Regions from separate parts of the Homo sapiens genome. Here region 1 is linked to region 2. Evidence: read pairs that join two places in POLR2A ChIA-PET (ENCODE). Cell type or tissue: PC-3. All regions are shown on one strand. Links, peaks and the distances in the headings refer to the core of each region. The heading gives the core; the rest is flanking DNA.

Region 1 (4,407 bases), core at 330-4,329, 93 kb after region 2:
AGTCTATGGAAAAAAGCAACATTCCCAAGTAACTTTTTATGATATTTAGGATACCAACAAATGGTTTGTGAGTATGGCCAGTTTATTTCTAACAAAGCAACAAAAAATGCCTGAATCTGCATCATTTATTTGCTACGATAAATAGTCCACCTTAGCACTAAACACCATCAGTTGAACAAGAAACTAGAATCCTCTGGAGCAAACTGATCGAAGCTCAAATTGCTTTCTTTAGGTCTGACCTGGTTCTACTAGGGTCATTACCAGTATTCAAAACATGCACTCACTTCCTCTGGCAATTATACTGCATGTCAAAGGAGCTTCCTCTAAGAAGTTGAAAAATTCTATTCATTTCACTTGCCCAAGGCCATATATGGAATTTTTTCTTATTTGGCAATGTTTCCCACCAAAACTGAAAAAGGCTATAATGACAGCCAAAAATCACGTTTCTTAATGGCAGAATGTCACTATTAAATATATATATTTTTGCCTTCCTAGTCTCCTCTGTCTCAATTTTTTAATAGGTTTTTTTAAAACTTGTCTGGGGAGGACATGGCAAGACTGTTGTTTCTTTTATAATAAAACTGCATTATGTTGTGTTTCTTCAAGTTGCTGAGAAACTCCTCCTTCTATATCTGCTAAAGAGAGGTACAACTTAAAGAGAGGAAAATATAGACTAATTTAGTACTAACCGTGAACCAAGTGCTTTATATATGTTAGCTGACCACTCTATAATTGAGGTATTATCATTCCTGTTTTATAGTCAAGAAAATCAAGGGGCTTTGAGAGAAAGAGAGAGAGAGAGTTTTGTGTGTGTGTGTTTTTAAAGAGATAGGGTCTTATTATGTTATCCAGGCTGGCCTGAACTCCTGGGCTCAAGCCATCCTCTTGCCTTGGCTTCCCAAAGTGCTGGGATTAAAGGCATGAGCCACCAGGCTTGCTCTCTCTTAAAGATAGTAAATTACTTGCCCAAGGCCATGTATGGAATCAGAATTTGGCCCCACATGGAATCTGACTCCAAAGCTAGAGATCTGTTCACTTCTGCTTTCCTAGTTGGATTTTAATGAAACCTATTGGAATGACACTTATAAACTCAACAAGATTCAACTAATTTAATTTCTGGAGCTAGGATTATTTCCTCATCTTTTTAAATTTAATCTACAACTTTCTTATGTTTCACCCTTTTTAATTGTCAAAAATGTAAGTAATACAATTAAAATACAGTCCCCTATGGCAAAAACCAAAGTTCCCTTGACTGACAGGCAAGAAAGACAAACTCTTTGCACATACTCAGAGGAAGTATCATGCTTCAAATTCCTGGCTGTCTCATCAAGTAAGCCATGTTCAAATCCTCTAAGGGCTTGTTTGAGGACTAAACAAGGTCATGTATGTAGTAAGCACCTGATAAACAAAGTCTAAATGGTAACTTTATTTAATGAATGTTTCCAGAGTGGCAAACAAAGCTGACCTATTCCTGCCCCCATTAGAGATGCTGGTTCATAGAAGGGGAGAAAGGGAATAAAAAGTGAAGGGGAGGGGAAGAGGGAAAAGGGGAAGGTTCTCAGGGCCATGGAGCAAAACGTAGCTAAGAGCACACAGAGACTAAACCTTCCACTTTACAAAGTCAAGGGCTGTGGCTTTGCATTATATCCAGGGCTTGTAAAGCTTTCTTCTCCTGTTAGAGAACCTTCCAATTCCCACTTGAAAGGGAAACAATCAAGCTTGGCAGATAACAAGCGGTTCTGTGATGACAACAATGCTCAGACATCAAGCCTGTTGACAGAACAAGTTGACAAGTTCATATCCTCTATGCAGGATTGCAAATTCTCAAATGTGTTTTGCTGCTTTCAAGTGTAGACAGATGTATTTGGAAAAAATGATTTTATTGCAAATTGGATTTCTCATGTGTTGCTGAGCAGCCCCTGCAGCTTTGACAGGTGCAAGAGAGGTGGTGGAGGTAGCTTTTCAAAATCTAGCCATGATGCCTCCCCCGACTGTGTAAGGGTAATGATCAGCAGGGTGTGCCGATTCAATTCCTGTTGGCATTTGTTCCATCAGGATATAAGTGACAAGCTCTGCCTGAAAGAAGCCTTCCTAAACACACCCCACCTGCATCTTTGATCCTTGATGGTAAAGTTCTTTAGGGAGCTTAATGTGGCCAAGCACTGTTCTAAGTGCTCTATGTGTAGTAAAGCACTCTATCTTTACATAGCCTGTGAGGTAGCAAGTGTATCATCCCCATTTCCCAAATGAGGAAACAGAGACACAGAGCCATTAAGGAACTTGCCCATGGTCATGCTTGTAAGTGGTTGAGCCACATTTTTAAGCTAAGCAGAGAGTGCTAGGGTCCACATGACATGCAGGGTCTTGTGTTTGGACAGCAGAGATGCTGGAATCCAGTCTTGGCTCTGCCACTTCCTCATAACAAGGGCTGCATTCACTGAGTGGATGCTGTGGTCCCAGCCCTGTGCTAGGCATCTTCAATAGATTTCTCATTCAATACAACAGTGGAGAAAGTGAATACCATTATTATCCTTTAAAATGGGGAAACTGAGCCTGAGGGTAAAAAACTTACCCAAGTTTGTAAAACTAATTCAGTCTGTCTAACCCCAGAGCCCTTGCTCTTAACTACTACAGTGCCTGCTCCTGGCCTTTACTAGTTGTTTTGTGTATTTTACCTCTCTAAGCTTCAGTTTCTTCATCTGGGAAATGGGGATAATATCAGTAACTATCTCAAAAGACCATTGTGCAAGTGAAACAAAGAAAGGCATATGAAAATGATCTATGATGCTCTGTGCAAATCTTAGTTACCTATTATTTTTTCTGAATTGCTCTAGCTTTGTTCTTTAGCTCTTTCAAATATTTATCCCCAATGAAATACAAGTTTCTCAAGGGTAGAAACAATGATTTATCTGCTTTTTATTTACCTTTCATAGAATTTGGCACTTTTTGGGTGTACTTGATAAATGTTTATTAAATAAGTGTAGATATGTGAGACAGCGATGCCAGAGGTTTTGTCTCAGGAGGAAGCTTTGTTGGGCCACTTTGCAAAGGTTAATTCAGGCTTTTAGCTAATAGTTGTCCTATTTATACTGTAATAACCATGAAATGCATGCACATTATTTTCATTTAAAATATTACATAAACTAATGAAAACCAATCTCAAATCAATGTCAGAAAAAGCTCCGAGAAAAAAAAAAACAGTGTCATGGCATGATACCCCTTATTCTGAGGTGTCCTCCTCACAACACCTGTCCCAAAGGATCATGTGATTAGAACAAGGAGAGTCCACTCTGTGGGAAATATATGATGATTGTATCAAAACTCATGAAAGTGATTTTACTTTTTCTTGAGTTTTCTAACCTATTCCTAGTGTTCAAAGATAAACTCTCTAGATTGTGTTAATGAAAGGATTCTCCCTAATACTAGTTTGTTTGATGTGTGACTATTATGTATATTATCAACAGATATTCTCTACAAGACATGCTGTAAGTTCATATTCTTCCCTAAGCAAATTAATTCTTCAAAATGCTGAAGGTTTGGGCATGTGTGTGGCTCCTTACTGACTTACTGACATAAACATTTACAGGGCGGAAGAGAGAAAAGAAAAACAGAAGGAAGATCACTTTATTCTATTTTCCCCACCAAGTAGTTTGTGCAGGGGCACTGAAATTCAGACAATCACTGAAGCATGGCCATGCTTTTTAGTCTTCAAGTAACAGTGAGAGAATGGCCAATAACCGAGCCTTTTCCTGCAAACATGACAAGGTCCTAATGTGTCAGAGTCTTTGCATTTGCTCCTCCTTCTGTCTGTCTCATATTTTCCCCACACTGCCTCATATTTTCCCCACACTGCCTTCTTCTCACCTTTCAGATCCCTTTCTCAGAGAGCTCTTCATCCCTGGCTAAAGTAGTTCTTCTCACATGGTCCCATCCAGTAACCCTCTTTAAGCAACTCTGCAGCATTTATCTAGGCCTGAAGTGATCTTATTTGTTTATGTGTTTATTGTCTGCCTCTCTCAACTTGAGCATAAGCTCCTCAAGAACAGGGAACCCTATTGTGCTTGCCACATTCTGGATGCTTGGCACAGTGTAGATGCTCAGTAAGTATCTGCGGACTCAATTATGAGAAGACAAGCCTGCCAGCTCCAAGTTAGGAAGGCTATATTGAGGGCACATCTAAGGAAGTTCCCCTCCTGGGTCCTTGGTGATGCCCTGCAGTCTCACAGTGATACCAGCACTGTAGCCTTGCTTGCAGCAGCCTCAGCTCAAATCCTAATTCACATATTCAGTGCATTTTTTCCAAGAATCTATATAATGATTGCCCTGCTCTGAATCTTACTAGGCAGACAACCTTGAGCTGCTTATTTAAACCCACTGTGCCCAAGTTTCTTTATCCTTGCAATAGAG
Region 2 (4,407 bases), core at 268-4,267:
CTTGGAACCAACCCAAATGTCCAACAATGATAGACTGGATTAAGAAAATGTGGCACATATACACCATGGAATACTATGCTGCCATAAAAAATGATGAGTTCATGTCCTTTTTAGGGACATGGATGAAGCTGGAAACCATCATTCTCAGCAAACTATCGCAAGGACAAAAAACCAAACACCGCATGTTCTCACTCATAGGTGGGAATTAAACAATGAGAACACTTGGAGAACACTTGAACACAGGGGTCTGTTGTAGGGTGGAGGGGAGGGGGGAGGGATAGCATTAGGAGATATACCTAATGTAAATGACGAGTTAATGGGTGCAGCACACCAACATGGCACATGTATACATATGTAACAAACCTGCACGTTGTGCACATGTACTCTAGAACTTAAAGTATAAAAAAAAAAGATGGGGTAATAGAGCCCATCTGCTAAGAATATCAGAGTTTGCTGCTGGATCCTCTGCATCCAGCTGGCGAATGGGGTCTAAGAAGAAGAAGAATCACATAGGAAGTTTTTATGAAACTTCCAGGCCTGGAAATGGCTGACATGGTTCTGTCCTCATTCTATTGGTCATAACTCAGTCATGTGCAAGGGAGGCAGTTAAATGTTGTTTAGCTATGTGGCCAGGAGGTAAAGGAAAACGTTCTGTTGGACATCTAGCAGTTCTTGCCAAGCCTGTGGTAGTTGTCCTATGGAAGAGGTTCCTTAGGCAACTCTCATATCTTCCTTATGTGGAAGTCATTTGGGTTTGGGGCTGCAGGATTTTCAAGCCACATCCATGCCCTGCTACCACTCTTAATCTTTGAACCTTTAGAGTATATTATCCTGAAGTCTTTTACTGACAGGTCTCAAATGTTACATTGCTCTGAGGGACTTAGGGGCTGACAAGAGTTGTGTATAGGCATGAAAGATGGAAAATGGACATGTAGTAGCTGAAACAGGGGTTCAGATTTTCCTGACTCTGCTGAAATTACTTCCCAAATCCTATAGTAAGAGTTCCACCACTATCTTTTCAAGCTCTCCTCTGATTCCTATTTCCCACTGTCTTTAGCATGACCTGGACTCCACTTCTGGCAGGCAGTGAACTCGTGATCAGTGTGGCCAGCATTCATTCATAGAATTGGCTCCAGGAAAAACTGAACAAGAAAATTAATGAGGTTGTATAGGTTTATTAAGCAGATGTATTAATGAATTCTTCAGTGATATTTGAAATAGATTAAAACATTATTTTTATTTTTTTGCTGTGAAGTACACATGTGTCTAGCACTGAATTTGGTAATTGGTTTACTTGGTTATTAAAAATTACATTCCAGTATATCCATCAACTTTTTAATCTTTGAAACTGATTGAATGTAAATTTAATTCTATTAACTTGTTTTATTATTGTTACCATGGAGGCCACAGGAAGCACAACCTTTGTAAATTCATAACCCAAATGAATTAGCTTCCAAGCAATTAATGTTTTTATACATTTAGTTGCTTTAAATGACTTTTGAAATGATTTTCATTTTTTGTCAAAAATGAATATGGATTGTTTTACTTGCTTGAATTTCTAAATATGCAGCCCAAAACTATAGGTTATAAACATAAAATTAATTCATATAGGATGAATTAATTTATAGGATGTATAGGATATATATTATTCTGTTCTAAATTTTCAAATAATAGTTATTTCAAAATACATACATAAAATGAAAATTGCTAAAAGTCATGACAGAAAGTAATTTGCTATTTGTCAGTGTAGTGTTAGTGATAGTTATGACCAGTTAACTCTCATAGATAACACTTTGTTTGAATGATAACATTTTTTCCCCTGAATATTGTGTCTTTCTCATTTAGAATTATGACCCACTCAGAAATCTCTATGGGGATTCTGGAGAAAATATGGATTCAGCCCAATGACTAAAAAGTTTCATTCAATTCACTCATCTTAGCCAGAAATGACATCTTATGATAACTTTAATTTAAGAAGAAAAGTAAATTGACATTGGTGTTCTCCACAAAGTATTTTCAATAAGATTCTGCGTATTGAGCTTGAGTTCAGATGCAGCTTCCTCCTGGGACACATGGAGAGAGGCACCAGTCCTTTTTAGCTTGGTAGGGTCTCTAACCAGCATTCTACCCATCCAGGCTAGAGAATCATCCACCTCTCCGTAAAGCTACCCGCTTCACCAGAATAGCCACAACTAGTAATTAGAATGTAAACAGAGTTGAATTCAGTCACTAGGACCTGTTTTAAGTCTGTACTTCTCCATCAGAGTAGCAGAACAGCTTTGGAGCCTGAGTTTGTTATCCCAGCTCCACCATTCACAAATTATGGTATCTTAGGCAAATTCCTAAACTTCTCTTGTCCACAGTTTCCTTTTAATGTAAAATGGGGATAATAATAGTACTTATTTTATAGGCAGTGGTATGAGGGGTTATTACTATTTGCAAAAACCAATTGTTAAATTTTCAGGAATTTTAAAAAATTTAAATTATTATACAATTTACTAAATTATATCAAATTAAAGGCAATAAATAGTCAAAACTTATTTCCTAATTATTTGACTATATTTTACTGTTATCTATGTTTTGGGGGTTATTTATATCTGTTGTATGTGTGTAGTGCAAATAGCATATAATGGTGAGCTACTTACTGGGCTGTTGTGAATCTTGGCCCAGCTCCCATGTTCAGTGACATCAGGTTGGTAACTTGAAACTAGCAATGGTGGAAATTGGCAAACACTACAAATCAGGCTTTTTTTTTTTTTTTTGAGAGCTGGTTGTTAAACTTTTACCAGTAAACCACTGCTCATAGTGTTTTTAGTATTTATCATCCTTAAAAAAATGTTAAATATATCTATGTTGTATAAATGTGTAATATATAATATATATATTAACATGTACATATGTTTTGCATGTGTGTGTAAACAAAACAGCATGGTTTTGAGTAAATTCTCAAGATGTATTAGCCATTATTACTTCTAAGTTGTGTTTATTTCATTTTTCGTTTCTATATTCTTTCTTCCCTTTCTCTTTCAGTTCTATTTCTTTTCCCCTCCTTTCCCTTCCTGCAGCCCCAAACCTAAAACAGTGAGTATGGGAAAATAGGAGAATAACTGGAAATTATTCTAGTTCCCCTTTCTTTCATCCTAATGTCTACTGACTTGATCTGAGACTATGTATATCTGATGTAGCACTGGATCCCCAGCACTGAGCAGTAAGCCTGCCCAGCCCTCAACTGGTCCCTGCTCTGCAGATCCACCCGAGGGCAGGCAGGCAGCAAGAGTGTTGAAGAGGCTGTGCTGAACACAGGCAGAGTCTTCCTTCTGTGCACTGAGTTTCTCATATGCCCCATCTGGCTCTAGAAAGTCAAAGCTTCAGTTAGGAACTGCTTCCTTCAAGCAATGTTGCCCTTCCAAGACCACCCAAAGATTACTAAAAAGGTTTTAGAAAATGTTCTAGAGAGTATATTAGATTAAGTAACTTCAAGCAGCTGTCAATAGCAGTGGACTATTCAGTGAAGAAGTATGCAAATATAAGGACTTACTAAGGTTTTAATTTGCCCCCAATTCTGGAAACTCTTCATCTTGGCCCTTCTTCCATTTTATATGCCTAGTCAAGAGCTTTCCTATGTAGTAATGTAGTAATTGTTATCAAACTGGCTCTGGTTTTCAGAATCAGATATTCATCCTGTTTGTCAATTTAATGACTTGCTTTGGCTCATTTTACAATAAGAAATCCCTCTTTCATGTGGCCTAATTCAGTTTTTATTAATTTGCCTTTTAATGATGAACTTTGAGATTTAGTTTTATAATGTCTTGGTTGCATTTTTTAAAAAATTATAGGTTACTATTTTGCCCTAACTCAAAGTAACAGTAACACCTGAATTTTGAGTTGCTATTAAGTAGATAAAAATACCGATTTGCTACAGTTCATTTACCGATAATTACACTTTTAGTGAACAGAGTCCTTTATAGATTCTAAAATGTAAAGAGAACTACCCATTGGATTTTTATGCATATGACTTTTGCCACAATCCTCATTGACCTTCCTAATGCTCTTTGTGATCAAGAGTTCAGGAATCTATAACCAGCTCTTTTATTTATGCTACTGGTACTAACTTATCTAAATATGAAATCTTGTACCATCAGATAATTGTAGATAAAGAAATGAAATTCAAAGACAAAAGTTTTCTCTTAATGATCTGGTCCCTTAAAATAAAAAAAATAAACATTTTATCTCAAGATTTTGCTGCCCAAATCATCTTAAATAGATTAGGGATTGGCATTAATCCATCCTCTGGGACAATTGGGTTGCTTTTTGGGTTAAAGGTGGTTCAGCACCTGGCTCATGAGTGGCCCTCTGCAGCAGTAAGTTAATTGTCTGTGCAGCCCCTGGTGTTGTCCCAGCTGCAAA

The links. Peaks named below come from ENCODE experiments on the same cell type or tissue, not always from the same donor. Only the 100,000 strongest peaks of a DNase experiment are listed, where the experiment ranks them.
Region 1: POLR2A ChIA-PET joins it to region 2 with 5 read pairs; 2 of 35 experiments call an interaction of 5 or more read pairs at or near these places.

What each region holds. Positions count from the first base shown.
Region 1 is chr14:51,117,185-51,121,591 of GRCh38, reverse strand. No RefSeq gene overlaps it. Among named protein-coding and RNA genes, the nearest start is that of TRIM9, 24 kb to the right of the region's middle. In PC-3, for the core only: no CTCF peak of the experiment used is centred there; no DNase peak of the experiment used is centred there; H3K27me3 peaks cover 1,042 bases.
Region 2 is chr14:51,209,632-51,214,038 of GRCh38, reverse strand. No RefSeq gene overlaps it. Among named protein-coding and RNA genes, the nearest start is that of TMX1, 28 kb to the left of the region's middle. In PC-3, for the core only: no CTCF peak of the experiment used is centred there; a DNase peak (open chromatin) is centred at 2,678.